2 separate regions of the Homo sapiens genome follow, and region 2 is linked to region 1. Evidence: read pairs that join two places in POLR2A ChIA-PET (ENCODE). Cell type or tissue: HepG2. All regions are shown on one strand. Links, peaks and the distances in the headings refer to the core of each region. The heading gives the core; the rest is flanking DNA.

What was found. ChIA-PET counts read pairs that join two places held together with the same protein. Peaks named below come from ENCODE experiments on the same cell type or tissue, not always from the same donor. Only the 100,000 strongest peaks of a DNase experiment are listed, where the experiment ranks them.
Region 2: POLR2A ChIA-PET joins it to region 1 with 16 read pairs; 7 of 35 experiments call an interaction of 5 or more read pairs at or near these places.

What each region holds. Positions count from the first base shown.
Region 1 is chr10:62,032,435-62,041,835 of GRCh38, reverse strand. All of the region lies in intron 4 of ARID5B (AT-rich interaction domain 5B), which reads right to left. Among named protein-coding and RNA genes, the nearest start is that of ARID5B, 140 kb to the right of the region's middle. RefSeq lists an enhancer at 598-657. In HepG2, for the core only: a CTCF peak has its summit at 2,992 (motif pointing left); DNase peaks (open chromatin) are centred at 2,985, 3,725 and 4,205; H3K4me3 peaks cover 1,344 bases.
Region 2 is chr10:61,960,458-61,968,457 of GRCh38, reverse strand. The region is part of intron 3 of ARID5B (AT-rich interaction domain 5B); the gene reads right to left. Among named protein-coding and RNA genes, the nearest start is that of ARID5B, 63 kb to the right of the region's middle. In HepG2, for the core only: no CTCF peak of the experiment used is centred there; DNase peaks (open chromatin) are centred at 3,327, 3,847 and 4,087; H3K4me3 peaks cover 939 bases.

The sequences.
Region 1 (9,401 bases), core at 1-8,000:
TTAAACTCATTTATAAACAGGACATTCTTGTTCAGCCATTTCTCCAGGTTTGGAAATGAGATATTCCATTTCATCATTGAGGATAACTGATTTGCTACCTCTCTACAGAAAACATTCCCCACTTGGAAATAAGTAAAAGAGATGGATTGTTTTTGTTTTTGTTTTGGTGTGTATGTGGATTAACATGGAGATATTTAACTTATGACATACTTGGATGAGTATGTCATGGGATACATTTTAATATTTAAAAGACATACACATAAGAAACAGTTATCAAGTGATAGGCTCCCAATTCTTTTAAAAAGATCCAAAAAGGAATTTGTACAGAAAGGGGGCTTTTCACTCACTTTGTGCTTTTATACCTTTCAGAAAGAATAATGTGAATAGTAGGATAGTCTTTTACTTAAAAGTAAAAAGATGACTATTTTTGGTTGTCTGAGATTCGGAGACATTTTTCTTTGTTCAGGCAAATCCCTCTCACCCTTCCTCCCTATGAGGGCACCAGCACCATCCCCAACTAAGTACCTCAGTGGTCTCTGAGCTTCATTTGTTTGTGCAGGTACCGGAGCCAAGATACTGGAAAATGACTTTAAAAACTCTTCTGTGGTACCAAGAACCTCATGCAAACTCACAGATTGTATAGAAGAGCGTGTGTCTTGGAGCAGGGTGGGGTGAGGGTACAGAATGAGAAGAGCTTTGGGGCCTGGAGTGGGCGTGGAGAGGCAGCAACAAGGTTGATAATACCTGGTGACATGTTAACTAAGGGCAGATTATAAGCCGTGGGGCAAGCTAGAGTGATCACTCAATTGGAGGGAGGGTTTGTTACACTATAGAGAAACAGCACACAGATACCATCAGAAACCCTAATGTAAAGCTAACAATGAACCCAGAAGAGGTTACAGCTTCTTTACATTTTTCACTGTAAGATAAAACATTTCTATGACTATTTAGAATTGCTGTGTCTGATACAGTCACCGCTAGCCACGTGTCCCTTGAGTATCTGAAATACTATATGTCAAGTCCAAATTGAGATGTGCCGCAGTGTAAAATACACACTGGATCTCCAAGACTTAATACAAAATAAAAGTAAAATATCTCATTAATAACATTTTATATTGATTGCATATTGAAATGATAATATTTTGAATATACTGGGTTAAATAAAATATATTATTAAAATTAACTCCACATGTTTCTTTTTACCTTTTAAAATGTGGTTACTAGAATATTTTAAATTACATGTGGCTCACATTATCTTTCTCTTGGGCGATGCTGGTTTAGTCAATAATTCAATGTTATGATTATAGATATGTTCTTGGAAATATGTGTTAAGGAGCAGACAGAACAAGATTAACATCTGAAGCTAGAATAATCAGCAAAAGTCACGATTCAATGTTTCAATACATTTAAGATTTTATTCACTGTTATGGAGGGTAGTCATGTAAAAACGTTATATATAGTTATATATACACATTACACACATATATATATATATAATGTTATAATAGTATCTAAAAATTTTTCTTAAGCTGAGGTCTCCCTTCTGTAAAATTCAAATCTGGTAATCATTGACTCAAGGCTACTAAATGGCCCTGATGAAGATGTTATTTCATTAACTTTCTTAACTAAGATGTCAAAGTAAATGTTAAGCTTTGACAACAGACTGGAGAAGAGACAGAAAGAGAGAGAGAGTGAGAATGGAGAGAGAGAGGGGAAGGAACTAGCTAATTATTTATTTCATGACTTGTTCTCTCCTGCTGTCAATATGGGTCGGGTATAATGTAAGCCATTTTCATCATCCAGTACAAACTGAATAGGAGAAAATGGAGCTGGAGTGATTTTAGTTGCTTGGAAGTAGACACTTCTTAATCTCCAACTATTGAGTAAGTTAATGGTCTGACTTTTTGGACATTTCATCTGAGAATAAATAGAGAGGTCAGTTACAGTCAGGCCTAAATGCAGGGGCATAGCCTCATTGGCTTTGCCAACCTGCTTCAGGTCCCATTTATGACAAAATATGAGATTATTCATTGAAGACTGGCATTCCAATAAGCCCAGAAAAGTTGAACAGAACAAAAAGGTTTGAACTCTGGGGGCAGGGAGGAGAAACATTCTTTCCGCAATCATTCTTAGCACCAAAAAACCATCAGGCATCACTGAGAAGGCGGCTGCCCGGTGCTCAGTTTGCCCTGTGTCCCATCCTCCCAAACAACTTGTTATAGTAGCCAAAATCAAAGCTGATTCCCTCCACCTCCTCACTTTTTGATTCCTGTGGCAGCAGCAACACAGAAACCTAACTAGACATTAACAGCCCTCCAAACACTACATGCCAATCAAAAGGCTGCACACACATGGTAAAATGGGTTCCTATGGTAAAAATAAAAGAGCAACAATGGTGGCTATAGAAAGAAGCTTAGGAAATATTTTCTTTTCTTAGAAGGCAGTAGTTGCTGTAGCATTTAAGGCAGTAACATGCAGAAAGGCTTAGACCAAAATTTCTGCAACATCAATGAAACATGCAATCAATATCATACATTCTACTGTATCATACTTATATTGTACTAATTTTGATGAAATGATTGGGCGGTTTCAACCTATGTACCACGAAGCAATCTGCACACCTCTGGTATGTTTCTGATATCTAACTATAGAAGTATTTGTCTTTGTCCTCCAAACTCTTTTATAGCACATGGTATGCATATTTCAGCATCCAACATTATTAACTCATGAGCAACTGTCAGTTGATGGTTATCTAACACATGGGGTCTGCACAAAAGGGATCCTTATTTGGGCAAAAGCTCTTGTCTGCACCAGTCTGTCTATATTTTCCCTCAGAATAACTTTATTTGGATCATTATTCGCTGTTAGTGGAAACTCGGAGGCTGCATGTATGGCAATCGGAAGGTGGAGAAATAAATCCTTAACAAGTTCAAACACTTAGCTGATATTAAAACCATTTCTAGCTTTGTTAGCTGAAAGCAAACGCTCCATTGCCCTCTCGTGGTGAGTCGATGGGATGCGGTGGGACGACCAAAAAAACCCGCAGAAACTAACAAAAGAGTTTACTCCAATACAGGTGACAACATTCATCTTGGATAGAAACAGCCACAAATGACAACCTTATGTTGTTTTATATGTTTTAGAATTTACATTTTCAGCCCTCTTATGTGGAGATTGGACAAGGTGGGGTAGGTGGGGTTTGTAATATGGAAATTAGAACTTTGTCTTTCTGCAATACAATGACTTCACTATATTTACAACCATAGCTGCTATATATGTGGCAAATTGATTTTTATGAGATTTAGAAACTTAAAAAAATCATGCTCACATTTTAAAAGCTCCTTTAAACCAAAAATAGACTGATGTTCCAACTGGTTTGGAATTATAGGAACCAAGGAAAGAAGTCTGAATAATTCCCTAATATGGAAGAAAAACTGGCTTTTTTTCTTTTCTTTTTTTTTTTTTAAATAAGGAACAGTTTGTTTCTGACAATAGGCAACATGTGGGACTTATAGAACCAAGTATAGGTACAGAATTTATCTTTCTATATTGTCTAAAAATAAAATTTTAAAAAATTCTGAACTCCAAATTTAATAGTCAGTTACCCAATTGGGTATTTATCTTTTAAAAACACCATTTAAAATTTCTGCTGTATGCCTTTCAACAATTTCCTGCCTAACAGGCCCATCCCCAGAAAGCAAACAAACCTGGTATTAAAACAGACTGAAGAGCTTAAGAGAAAGCTGGGGGAGAAGTCAGGGCAAAGTACATGAGAACATAAACTACTTTTTTAAATCTTACTACCAGTAAATGTACCATTTTTCTCTTTTATGTGTCTTCTCTTCAGATAAAAGCCACTCCTCCAACCAGCATTACAGAAATGCTCTGTATTTTTATAATATGATTTTAGGGGCAGATTAATCTCAAATTGGCTTTTCCACTCAAATGTGGAAGTTCAGTTTTGCAACAACAGTTGTTTGATTTTGTCTTTGAATTAGCAAAGTTCTTAAAGTAATTTTACTATAAAATTAAACAGCTGGGAGTTCTTTAGCAAAACATGACAACTCTTGTTCTTCTTTGTACTATTGTGCAAGCTGAAATACCCTTTCTTTCATGTCTTTATATTCCAAAATGAATTCCCTAGTTACCCTTGTTTAGCTTTAAGAAAAATAATAAAGAAGGGGGGCGGTTTTTGCTGACCTCTGAAATTCACAGGCTTTTAAGCACAGGGCGTTTACACAAGGTGCGTTCTCAAAGGGCTTTTGTTTAATTCCTATTATGGAATGAAAAATGATATTTTGCCCCAATACAATGCCAATCTTTGTGTACGGCAAAGCTGTTGACAAGTATTTCTGTGGAGCAAGGCATCTTATGCCGATTTCGCAGATGGGAAAACTGAAACATCTCTAAATGGTGAGGAAATATGGGACTAAGATGTTCATAGAGGCTGGAATTAAATTTAGAATTTGACTCTTAGCCCAGGACTCTAACCATGTGAGGGCCCTAACTCTCTGGAATCAACAGAAGGGCAATTTTAAAACATTCTTTTGACGTTATTAACCACAGCCTCGGGGCTCAGGGAAATGAGTGGGGGAGGGCCTGGAAACATAATACAGAGCTGCTAGGTGACAGCCTCTTGCAACATTGCTAATACTTTGGATTACTTGATCCATATTGCCGTATATTCTACTAATATTCTGGGGCTTAATGATTTCCTTTGTATCTTAAAAAATTAGAGTCTAGATTCAAGGGCTAGTGTAGACTGCTTCTTAAAATATGGAGCCGGAGAGTCATGACAAGACAAATTGTGGAAAGCGGTTCTTGGCTTTTCACATGAATCTGGAACCAAAGATCACTGCTAAGAGTTGGTGAAACCATAGATGTTATGCCAGTAGGATTCGTCATTGGAGTCATTTATAAAATGATGGAATTCCATAGCTTTAGGAAAACCTCGGGCACCAGCTAGTCATTCTCCACATCAGAAAAGACAGGACCAGAGAGCCTGCCACTCGCCCAGAGTCACCCAGTGAGTAGCAGAGCTGCGACAGACTCTGGTTTCTGTTGCATGAGATCAGCAGCAGAGCCTTGGCAGCAGATGGTTTTTCAATGGGCCCTGAATACCTCCATTTGGGTCTCTGCAGGGTGAGCCCTGTCATCCCAAGACCATGTTACTGAAACACACTTTCCAAGGAACTGTAATTAATAAAGTCAAATGGGAGCTGACAAGGACATTCCCACTGTGTTCATATGCCAAAACATACAAGCAAGAAAGCTCACTTGGAGTGCATGAAGCGCAGGTCCTTCTGGCAGGACTTCTGTGCACCATACTCCCAGCTGTTTGCTCAGACCCAAATGTGAGGTACTAGCAGCAAAACACTTGCAAAGCCATCAGGAAAGTGCTCTGGCATTGGGCGTCAACAACCGCCACCTGCTTGCTAGGCTGGGCTGAAAAAACAAAGGAGCCCTCCTGGGGGTGAGGAAGGGCTTTGGGAACTCAGGACCTCTGGGATCAAGAAGAAATGGACCACAGGCCACTGTGCTAGGGAGCATCGTCCTCACCTTCTAGCAGTAACTCATGCCTCAGAGGTCCCAAGCACATTACACAGCTTTATACCTGTGTGCCTTTGTTCCTGGGCTTCCTCTGACATCGATACCTTTTCTTTTTTAGCTTTTCTCCCTCCTGCCCTAACTCCTCGCTTAAAAGCTTCCTTGGCCAGGTGCAGTGGCTCGCGCCCGTAATCCCAGCACTTTGGGAGGCTGAGGTGGGTGGATCACCTCAGGTCAGGAGTTCAAGACCAGCCTGGCCAACACAGTGAAACCGCGTCTCTACTAAAAACACAAAAATTACATGGGCATGGTGGCGGGCGCCTGTAATCCCACCTACTTGGGAGGCTGAGGCAGGAGAATTGCTTGACCGTGGGAGGCAGAACATGAAGTGAGCCGAGATCGTGCCACTGCACTCCAGCCTGGGTGACAAGATCGAGACTCTGTCTCCACCCCCAGCCAAAACAAAACAAAACAAAACAAAAAGCTTCCTTACTCTCCCTCATCTCCAGCTGGGTGAGAAAACCCTTGTCAATACCTGTACAAAGTATGCTTTGGGTTGGTCGTGGTGGCTCACACTGAGACCAGCCTGGCCAACATGGTGAAACCCCGTCCCTACTAAAAAATACAAAAATTAGCTGGGCATGGTGGCAGACGCCTGTGATCGCAGCTACTCGGGAGGCTGGGACAGGAGAATCACTTAAACCCATGAGGTGGAGGTTGCAGTGAGCTAAGACTGTGCCACTGCACTCCAGCCTGGGCAATGAGTGAGACTCCGTCTTAAAATAATTAATAACAAATTTGAAAAAATGCAAAAAACAAGCATGCTTTGATCCTGGCACCTGGCACCCTGTACTGAAATCATCTGGTTAGTGTACCTTACCACAGTCTAAAGAGATTATGTTGGTCTTGATCACTGTAGCATCATTATAGTAGGTGTTCAATAAACGTTTACTAAACAAATGCCTCCCTCTGTGTCATGTTTTGAAATCAGTGTCTGGTACTACTTAGTAGAGTCTGGTAAATGTTTGTTAAACTGCACTGACTGCTCATCCCACTGGAGAACATAAATGCCGCTAAAGAGGGCCAGGTGGCTAGGCTATCCTTGATGGTTCACCTTCCTATCTCCAGCACCTTCCCTAGGTCACCATCACCATTAATAAGGGGAAGACATATACACCCACATTGTAATGCCCACTGTGTAACTCTGAGACCCAGCTATTGTCAAACACCTAAATACCTAACAGAAACCCACCTTGTCTGTGGACACACAGATCTCACCTGTTTTGCCAAGACTCTCAAGCCCACCGGGCTACTGGCTCTCCTAGAGAGCCCCTACAACAAGAAAAAGTCAGCAACACCTAGGAGAAAAAATTTCCCTGGGGAAGATGGCAGACTGCCTGGTGAGGATTCCTTTTTTAAGGAACCCCATCTCTGCAGAGCTGCCTAAAAAAATGTGCCTACCGATGAAAGTCTGAGCAAATCTGTAATGTAGAGATTACATTTAAATTCCAATAAAGATTTTTAACAAAGATCAATAAAATAGGAGATTGATCTGCAGTTCAAAGTTCCCAGTAATGGGATAGCCTAGAAATTTCATAAATAATGCTTTTATCTTGATTGCAAAATAATCCCCTGCCACAAAAACAAGGCAAATCAAGGTAGGAAATTGTTCAGCGGGAATTAAAATGTCACACTTTACACAGAATAAAGCGTTGCAATCACCAGGGAAACACACATGGCAAATGTGTTAACACAAAATTACATATATCACTTAATTATATAAGCGCATAGCTCCTGAGTAACCCATTAGCTAAACATGTCAGCTGCGGTTAAATATATACATGCAATATTTTTAGCACAGAGGGGATGTAACTATGTCAGGCCTGGCACCATAAAGCCTGAGATGGCAAGTGCTATTAAACTGAGATGCAATCATGTTGAAAAGGAAACATTAACAAACAGCAGACAATTGAGAAGAAAATACAGTGAGCTTGTGTTCTACTACATGTGCTTCCAAAACCTTATATAACTATTCATTGTCTATTTCATCTGGCTTGCATCCCAGGTTTGTTCTATGCTATACTAATTTTATAATAATAAACTGCTATACCAGTTTTATGAAATCATGCACACAGAGAGGTTGCAGATGACATTACGTCTGATTATCTTCACCAGAAAAGGACGACATCCCGAAATTAAACATAGCCTCATGCAAAACCATCCGCTCCATTTAAAATGGCCCCTTGAGTTTCCTTCTGAAAAAAGATATGTCATCTTTCCTTCCATCATCACAGCACTGGTGAAGTTGGCAAAATTGCTGTTGGAGACCCAAGTTTCATAAGAAAGTAGAGAGGGCACGGGCTTTGAGAGCAGGCAACTCTGTATTCACTTTATACATAAGGCAACTATATGACCTCGGGCAAGTCATCATCTCTCTCCGGGCTGAATTTAACCGTTCGTCAAGAGAATTATATGCCCATCTTGAAAGATTATGATGGGTAAGGAGTATCAATGAGGTAACATTAGACAACATGGCTTGCACATTATTTGGCACACTGAAGACACTAATAAATGGTGAATACCATTATTATCACTATTATATGCACGGACACGTGGAAGTAATATTAATACATCATTTCAAGCATTTCAAGAGACCAGCAGTTTGCTGGTTGGAGAGTTACTGACATTTTGGAAACACCTGGGCCCTTAGCACAGAGGTAAGCACCTTGTAGAGCCCAGGAAGAAAGATAAGTGCAGGAAAGCTACTTATTTGACAAAAGGCATCTGGTATACTTCCTTAGAGCCTGAACTGTTGTCTATGCTGACAAGTCTTCCAATATAGAGGCAATAACTGGGTTGTCAAAAGGAAGAACTTATCTTGGTGATAATTGATTCTGTGTTTCAGGCAACTTTAAATCTCAAGGCAAAAACTGAAGAAAGGAAATTACCACAAAGTAAAGTGTGCCTCAACAGGATGAGAGACAGTGCACGCGAGAGAGTGACAGACAGAGAGAGAGAGAGACTATGCCAAGTGTCCTTATTCTCTAAATTAATCATTAAATGTTTCTGAAATGTGCTTGGAGAATCCCCATTCAATGCTTAAGTCCCGAGGCTCATTGGAATCATTGGAATCCCCTGTATCTAGAAATCACCATACACAAGCCTCAGCACATTGCAGGAACTCAATAAATAGAAAACAAATTGAACAGAATTTAATCTGGTAGGCCAAGAAGAATGGCAACCTGTTGGTCGTAGGGTTCCCAGTATAGACAAACTTATCTTTCAGGAAGGTTGGGCCCCATAGAGGGTTGAAGGCTTTTGCTCTCGCGTTTTCAGTAGAACATTCCTATTAATCAAATCTCACTTTAAGCAAGCCCCTAGGTGGCAAAATAGGAGACCAAATTCTACCTATATAGAAGTTAGGGTAGGTCACTTAGGAGAAAAGGAAAGAAAGGAGTCATTTAAGATGAAACATTTAAGGTTCTGATTTGTCCTGGCCAAACCAAGTCCTGGTTTTGTTTCTAACATCCAATATTCACCGATCCAATATTTATTTATTATTTATTTATTTTCCGAGATGGAGTCTTGCTCTGTCACCCAGGCTGGAGTGCAGTGGCACGATCTTGGCTCACTGCAACCTCCACCTCCTGGGTTCAAGCGATTCTCCTGCCTCAGCCTCCCGAGCAGCTGGGATTACAGGCGCCCATCACCACGCCCGGCTAATTTTTGTATTCTTAGTAGAGACAGGGTTTCACCATGTTGGCCAGGCTGGTCTCAAACTCTTGACCTCGTGATCTGCCGCCTCAGCCTCCCAAAATGCTGGATTACAGGCGTGACTCACCACACCCGGCCTA
Region 2 (8,000 bases), core at 1-8,000, 73 kb after region 1:
CCGAATTTGGATCCATAAACACTTAGTTAAGTTTGGAAATAGTGTGCTTAACCAGAAAGAGACATCAGGCAAAAACGATTATGTGTATGTTAGTATTTTCTAAACTGTAGGTTTGTAGCCCATTAATAGGATTATAAAACCAATCGGGTGGGTTTTTAAAAAAATGAAATAGGATATAATAGAAAAGAAAATGTCAGAGGGCATTGTCGGTAAGGGGTAAGTACTGCCTGGTGAAACTGTGTTTGTGTGTGTGTGTGTGTGTGTGTGTGTATAAATATGTGTGTGTGTGCTGACTTGCCATGTTAAATGTATTATTATTGTGGCACACTAGATTAGGTGTGTTTATAGACCTATAAATTCTTACTTAGGTAATTTTCATGAAATGAGCCACCCCCACCCACTTGCCGTACAATAAGAAAATGCGCATTTTCAATAATTTTTCTAAAAATCCAAGGCTTAATGGAGCCTGGGCATAATAGGCCCTTACGTGTTTACTGAATAAACCAAGAAAAATAAGAATGTACAAATAGATGGTTATCTACAAGAATGCGACAAGCATTTCCAAACCAAAAGGTTATATGAACTGTTCCATGGGCCTGGACAACTTACCTTTACAACATCGATCTGTACTTCCAACATTCTGTTGAAATAAAATGCCAGCATTATATTTTCTGTTGTAAATGGCACACACATAAGAGAGACATTAACATTCACAGGCCAGAAAGGTATTTTTGGAGGCTGTGTCTACATTCTAGCAAAACATCTGCTTGGAAAGGGAAAAATTGAATGTTTGGGCAGTTTGTCTACACAGTACAAATCATCTAGCTGAAAGATGCACATTTAGCCATCAACCAGCTCCACTTGTCATTCTACAACAAAGCATATGGATGCAAGAAAAGAACTTTTTTGCTGTAGGGTGCATGACACTGTGTGAACAAACCATCGCCAGCCAGGTTCGATGTGTTGTCTCATACCACATATTTCCCCTGTGTTCACACACAAAGAATTGTGGTGGTGGCTGAAGATAAGTAAGGTAGATATATGATTCACTAACGGCCAATGGATCAATTAAAAATTTACTTTGAACTAAGAGCTCTGGATAATACAAATATTGACCGGTAAGATAAGCTTCTTCCTGTAAGACACTAGGTTGGAGTCAAGTTAGGAAGATATATCTTAAAGTAGAAATATGGTAACATCCAAATAAGAGTGGTTCATATTTGTTTGGTGTTTGCTTGTTTTAATCAGCTGCTTGAGTAAAGTTATAGAAGCCTTCTCAAACTTGCAGATGACACCATTGGAAGATATAATCCAAATGTATGTGAGTGAAGAGCAAAATGCTCTTAAAGGGCTAAAAAATGGCCTAAAGATAGTATTAATGCTAAATCTAGTAACGGAAAATGCAATCTTACATACGTTCTGGGGGAAAAAAAGGCCCGGTTTTCTGAGCTAACCATTATTTCTATACGAGCCAATATACAGAGTACTGCTAGTGAGAAATAATAAAATGCGGGCAGAATTCATGGAAATATAGGTCCAGGATAAAAAATGTTATAGATCTTATAATATGCCACATTGGTTACACAACATATATGGTCTGCAGGCAGTATTTTTAAATGGGCATTGATTAACTGAAGCACATGACAAAGGTGCACTTTAAGGAATACTCCAGGTTGAAAGCACCAGGGATGTTTCACCTAGAAATTAGGAGATGTCAGAAGAACCAGGAAGATTTCAGGAGCTCTTGAAAGCAACAGATTACTGCTTTTAAAGTATCTGAAGGACTTTCATGTGGGATAAGAGTTTATACCCTCATCTTATGGGGTGCCTTAAGGGAACTAGTCTCAACGGGAAAATGTGGTAAAGCCAGGGTATTTGGTCCATGTAAAAACAAAGAATTTTCTAAAATTCAGAGCATGTGAAAAAAAAAATCTACAGTTGTGTAAGGCAAGTAATCTCAATATCACTGAGAGAACGATGGGAAAATTACTGTGATGGATGCAAATAAAATTAGATTGAATTTTTGCAATTCCTTACAATTCTAGGAGTCTTGGACTAGGGAGAGCATTCACTGTGAGCTGGAAACACAGGGAGAAAGATGACTTCTTGGGGGAGGAGGGCCAGAGCTGGCTTTTAAAAACTAATTTTAAAACGTGCTCCCTGCCTCTCCTCACCACTTTTTAACTTTCTGAAATCAGTATATATCTTAAAATCATGCATATATTTAGGATGAAATGGTTTCCTGTTCCCCAAAAGCTGTTGTGAAATCAATGACGCATTGTATACAACCAGTGACATCTTAGTAAAAAGAAAATATAGTAAATTGGAATTAAACCATTAACAGTGGTAAGCCTCTGCATAGTGGGACTATGGCTGATTTTTATCTCTTCTTTTTGCATATCTTTACTTTCTGCAACACAAACATATTACATTTGTAATGGGGAAAAACATTTTAAAAGGATGATTTAGAACAGGATTAGATTTTCATCTAGAAAAGTCCCACTGGTGAAAAATGAAAGTGATGTCTAAATTAAGACATTTCATTGTTTCCCAGATAATGCACATAACTTTAGTTCAACCAAAGCATTTATTTTCGTAGACCATGAAAAACAACCCCTGGCCTACCTCTTTGAGATTATGGCCTCAAATCTAATTTTAACATCAATGACTGAAAAGTTGCCTTTATGTTACTACTCCTCAAATATACCCATATGTTAACATTTTAGTGGCCAGTGTTCTACTGACATTCTTTTATTTACTAAAGTAGTTCTTGCAAGTTGTAAAAATAGAACCCTTGGGAACTCAAAAAAGCCATTTTTATTTTAAATAGAAAAAAATTTTTTTTCTGAATTGACGTATATGCACAAAAACCATTCACTTCAGAGAGGGACATATCATAACTATACTGTGGTAGTAATGTACCGAATACTAACTCATCTACATGACAGAGTAATCATACTGCCCTACATTCACTCATTTTCAGGATGGCTGGGGTGGGTGGAGGGTAAAGGTATATTATTATATCTTACTCTGTGGGTTCATGAATGGGATGTTTAAAAATAACCGTTCCTCCTCTTTAATACAGAGTTAAAACTAGTATACATTTAAAATCCTCCTCTCTCTACAAATAAAAATGAACATGGAAAAATTTCCTATTATCTTTAAAGAGGGATATTCAAAGGAGATGTACGTTTGAAATATATAACTCTGAACATACAATGTTCTTTCAATAAAGGCTGGGCCAAGGGTCATAAAACTATAAAAAAAATACCCTGCCCCTTTGGACTGTAACAGCTAATCATTAGCCATCCATTCGCAATGTTTACCTTTTTGTGTGTTATTTTCACATTTTTCTTCATGGGGACTAACCATTAGTATCCCCCTAAGACTAACAAAAGTACATTCATTGCATGCTGGCAAATGATTTCCGGCCCCAAAGCATTTGCTGGTAGAAAAAGTTAAAGTATATCTAGGCTTATATTTCTATTATTGTTGGGCATTAGCGGCAGCATAAATTTTTCTTCCCAAGAACTTCATTCTAACTGGCTTCACATGTGATGGTAAAGAAGGAATTCCGAATTCACACGTACAATTAATGTGTTCTTGAATCAAATTTAGGAAAATGAAAAATTTAAAACATAATAGGCATCTCAGAAATCTTTTACTAAGTAGACATTTAAAAAATTCATTCTCTACTTAACCCCTTTACTTTCACTCACCAAAAAACTACCCCAAAGCACCATTGCCTCACAAATTAATATTCTTCTGCATTTTAAAAAGGGAGCTTGTTTGCATTTAAGCATGCCTATGTAAACAAGGTGTTTGATTGGGGGAGATTTTCTTCTCAGAGTATTCCAGAGCTGGAGTGAAGCTATTTAAAGAATGGAGTATTCAATTCCTTAGGCCAGATGCTAGTATAAATATGAAACTATGTTCACACTGCAGATGAAACTATTTTTAGTTGGTGCATTTTGAAGAGCACTATTCAGTTAAGCATTATAGGGTGGGATTTCAGTAAGCTACAAACAGAAACTAGACAGATTCCTGCCCCTGGGTTAACACACTGACACCAGGACTGCAGCAAGGGCTAGAACGCACTAGAATGGCCTCATCAGTTTAAAATACTGAGAGACGTCCCTGCAGGTTAATAAATAGCTGCTGCCCCATCTCCTCTCCCTAGTGCTCCCTGACTCTTCCTCCCTATCTCTGGTCTTCCCTTGGGAGTTCCTGGACACCCTATAGTCCAGACACTGAAGGGTTAACTCCTGACACACACAAGAGGTCCCTGGCTGCTATCGTGGCCCTGAGGTTTGTGTCCATTTAGACTGATGCCTGCCTATTCCCTACAGTTGCTAATGTGTTGATTCTCTCCCCACTACATCTGATTATCCAGCAAGTTGATCTCTATATTTGACCCCAGACTTCAAAATCAAGAAAGGTGCAAATCTAAAAGGGATTTGAGGACCACAGAAACCTGCAAAAATAAAATCACTCTGGGGCAGATCCTGGCAATGTTTTTCACACCAGGCACATCTGTCTCTGTGTTAAGCTCCTTTAACTGAGAGTTGCTAATGATGCCAAGGCTGTAGGTACACTGGGGGCACAGGTCATTTCTTCCCCGGTGCCTTGAACACACTAGGTACAACTATAGTAACTGCACACAGAAGGGGCTAGAGTAATGACAGTAATCAAAGATGACCGAAGTCTCCTGAAATCAGGACACAGGCACAGAAATCAAGAATGCACCAAGCAGTTCTCAACCTCCCACTAACACCCTCATGTATCATTTTCCATGGAGCTTTCTGTGGGGCCAATGGCTTTACAAAGAATTGTGTTGCTCTTTACTCAAATCTAGGATGCTCTGCCGAGCTGGTCCAGTCAGGGAGAGACATATAGGTCAGCTGTCCATCTGGATCTTCAATTGAGATGTGGGGTGGTGTCATGAGACAGTGGTTCTGGGTGCAGTCTCGCTCTCACTGCCCCAGGGACATGCCGCTCTTCCTGTGGCTATGAGCTAGGTCAGTTGGCTGGTGTGGGTCTGTGCCCCTTTCAGTATCTCTGCCATTAGACCAGGAGGTAACAGGTAGGGAAACAAAGTCCAGGGCTAAGCATGATTAATGTTTTCCTTTTTAGAATCTAAAACAGGAGATAAACCAGGCAAACTGGGGTTAAGAAGCTGAGAGGAACAGGGCCTTTCACTGTTGTCTTTTTTAACTTACAGAAAACTCATTCAGAAGAAAGGAATCAGAAATTAGGGAACTAAAAAAGAGAGACATGCGGGAATATCTTATTTTTCTTTAAGAATATTTTCTATTTGTTGAGACACATGTCATACAAATTGAGGACTAATCTCAGTCGGACACTCTCATTGGCCCTAATTTACATTAGTTGAGTTGAGTCCATTGGTAGAGTTGCACATTTTGACAAAACACCAATCACACACTCCCAGAAAAAAGAAAAAAAACAACTGTAGGGCTGCGAACACGGCTCTAAATATTTCTTAAGTTTCTACTAACATTAAAAACCACTGCAGTTTCTTTCGTGGTTTATTATGATATCACCAAATCCCCTCCATGTATTTATAGCCTTGTAAGTCATAATTACCAATCATTTACTCTAAGACCATAAATGCTTTTTGGTGACTTAACGGATAACTAACACTGTTAGTCGATGGATGAAGGTACTGCTCATATATGGGAAAATTTATTCTAGTCCAAACTTTAGGAGTTCATCTGTCAGATATTTTATGCCTCTATTCTTTTAATGATTCATTTACCTGCATAATATTTGTATTCAGAACTGCGGTGTTTCTAGCCAACGGCAGAATGCTCAGCTGAATTATCTTTTTCTTTCACAGCATAACAGAGTGGAGCACAGTCAAATTGAAGATGGCCTTCACTACACTGTCAGAATTAGATTGTCTGGCAAATGATCCAGGCCTATTTCTCAAACCCACATGTAATGTTCTGACTACCAACGTGCCCGTAGAGTCATTAACAAGCATCCTAAAACATGCTGTACATATTTAAATGATTAGGAGAGGAGTATGGATGATGAGGCTGTTTCTAATGGTGCTTCAGCTTTTATCAATTATGCAATGCAACACAGATGTGAGCCTTCACCTTTGTTTTTTGTGTGCTGCTAAAGTGCACTCCCTTTTAAAGCAGTGTTTATTTCCTTTTATCTAGCTTAAGCTCAGTGCTTGGGCAAGGGGGTTGTTCCAATGCAGACAATCCGAAGGATTCAACCTTGGCAAATCACCTTTGGCGAGGCAATTTCTGAAGAAGCTCATTTTACCCAGGACTCAGTTGTGCAACGTTATGCAATAACTGTTTGGGGCCAGTTGGTAGTAATAACAATTACCGTTTCCCTCACCCTGCTAAGATCTGTATTCAGAAATTGCCGAGAAGGCCGGGTGCGATGGCTCACGCCTGTAATCCCAGCACTTTGGGAGGCCTAGGCTGGCGGATCACCTGAGGTCAGGAGTTTGACACCAGCCTGGCTAACACGGTGAAACCCTGTTTCTACTAAAAATACAAAAAATTATTCAGGTGTGGTGGTGAGTGCCTGTAATCCCAGCTACTTGGGAGGCTGAGGCAGGAGAATCACTTGAACCGGGGAGGCAGAGGTTGCAGTGAGCCGAGATTGCACCATTGCACTCCAGCTTGAGCAACAAGAGTGAAACTCCATCTCAGAAAAAAAAGAAAGAAAGAAAGAAAGAAATTGCCCAGAATTGAGACACTGAGGTCCCCAAGCCCAATCAAGGGGCTAGGTATCAAACCACTGATAAGAGTCTGAGCATCTGGAAGGTAAGATTCATGCCTTTACTGTTCCTACAGCATTTCATCCTCTGGTGCTCAGTTAACACTGTAACTGACACGCGAAAAGGGCAGGTGCACGGTGGGTTATTTTCAGACTTCACATCTGTGTGGCAGTTACACTTCTGAGCCTATAGATTAATTCAGCGCAACCGGTTCCAACCCTTTCTAGCTTGTTGTTGACACGAGGCTTGCATGGTCTCAGAAGGTCTCAAAGCTATCGATAACCTAGGTTAGGCTGTTGCCCAAGAGAAAAGCCTCAAAGGAAATGACTTAACTGTGGTATACACTAGCGGTACCCAAGTCAATGTTAGGTGGTACATGGATAAACATATTTTTTATTTTAAGGATTATATATTTACCTTCACCATTAATTATAGCAAGTGATACAGGTTTTCCATTTACAGTGATGATATAAAATTTCCTACTTAAAGTTCTTTAAATTAAAAAGCAATTAATTTAAAGAAAAATTAAGTAAATAATAAAACAGTGTTATTGGTATGGCAAGAACTATAAAGTTGCTTTATAAATGACTAAAGTCTAGGATATCCTGATTTAAGGCTTAAGAGTTTAATAATGCTACCATGTATCAAGTGCTTTATGGCACCAGAAAAATGTCCATAAGCACCTGGGATTCTATATGTTATTAAATCCTACAGTATCCCTATCAGATAGATTTATTATACCCATTTTACAGATGAGAAAACTGATACTCTACAACTTGCCGAAGGGCATAAAGCTAGAGATTGGGGATCCAGAGTGCTAGTCTATGTCTGCCAGACTTTTAGTCCCTTACCACTACATTATGTTGCTGCCAAGTACAAGATTTAAGGTCTAATCATCCATCCATTCATCCAACATACCTACGGAGCACCTATGATATACCTAACAATGTCCTGGATTAAAAGAAGGGGGCCCTCATTTCCTTCCCTTCAAGTAGCCTAATCTAGTAAATGGCAGATGAGATCTTGGTCAGAGGGGAAAAAAAAGGGCTTCTCATCTTGGGCTTCAACTCATGCTCAAGGAGGCAGGCTACATTTTGGCCAAAAACAATATGCAGAACTCCCTACTTAAAAGACAAAACTCATAATCTTATAAATATTTAGAATATTTATAAGTGAATATTTAGAATATTTTATAAGTGAGCAGGAGACTGATTCCTATAATAAACACATTGCTGTT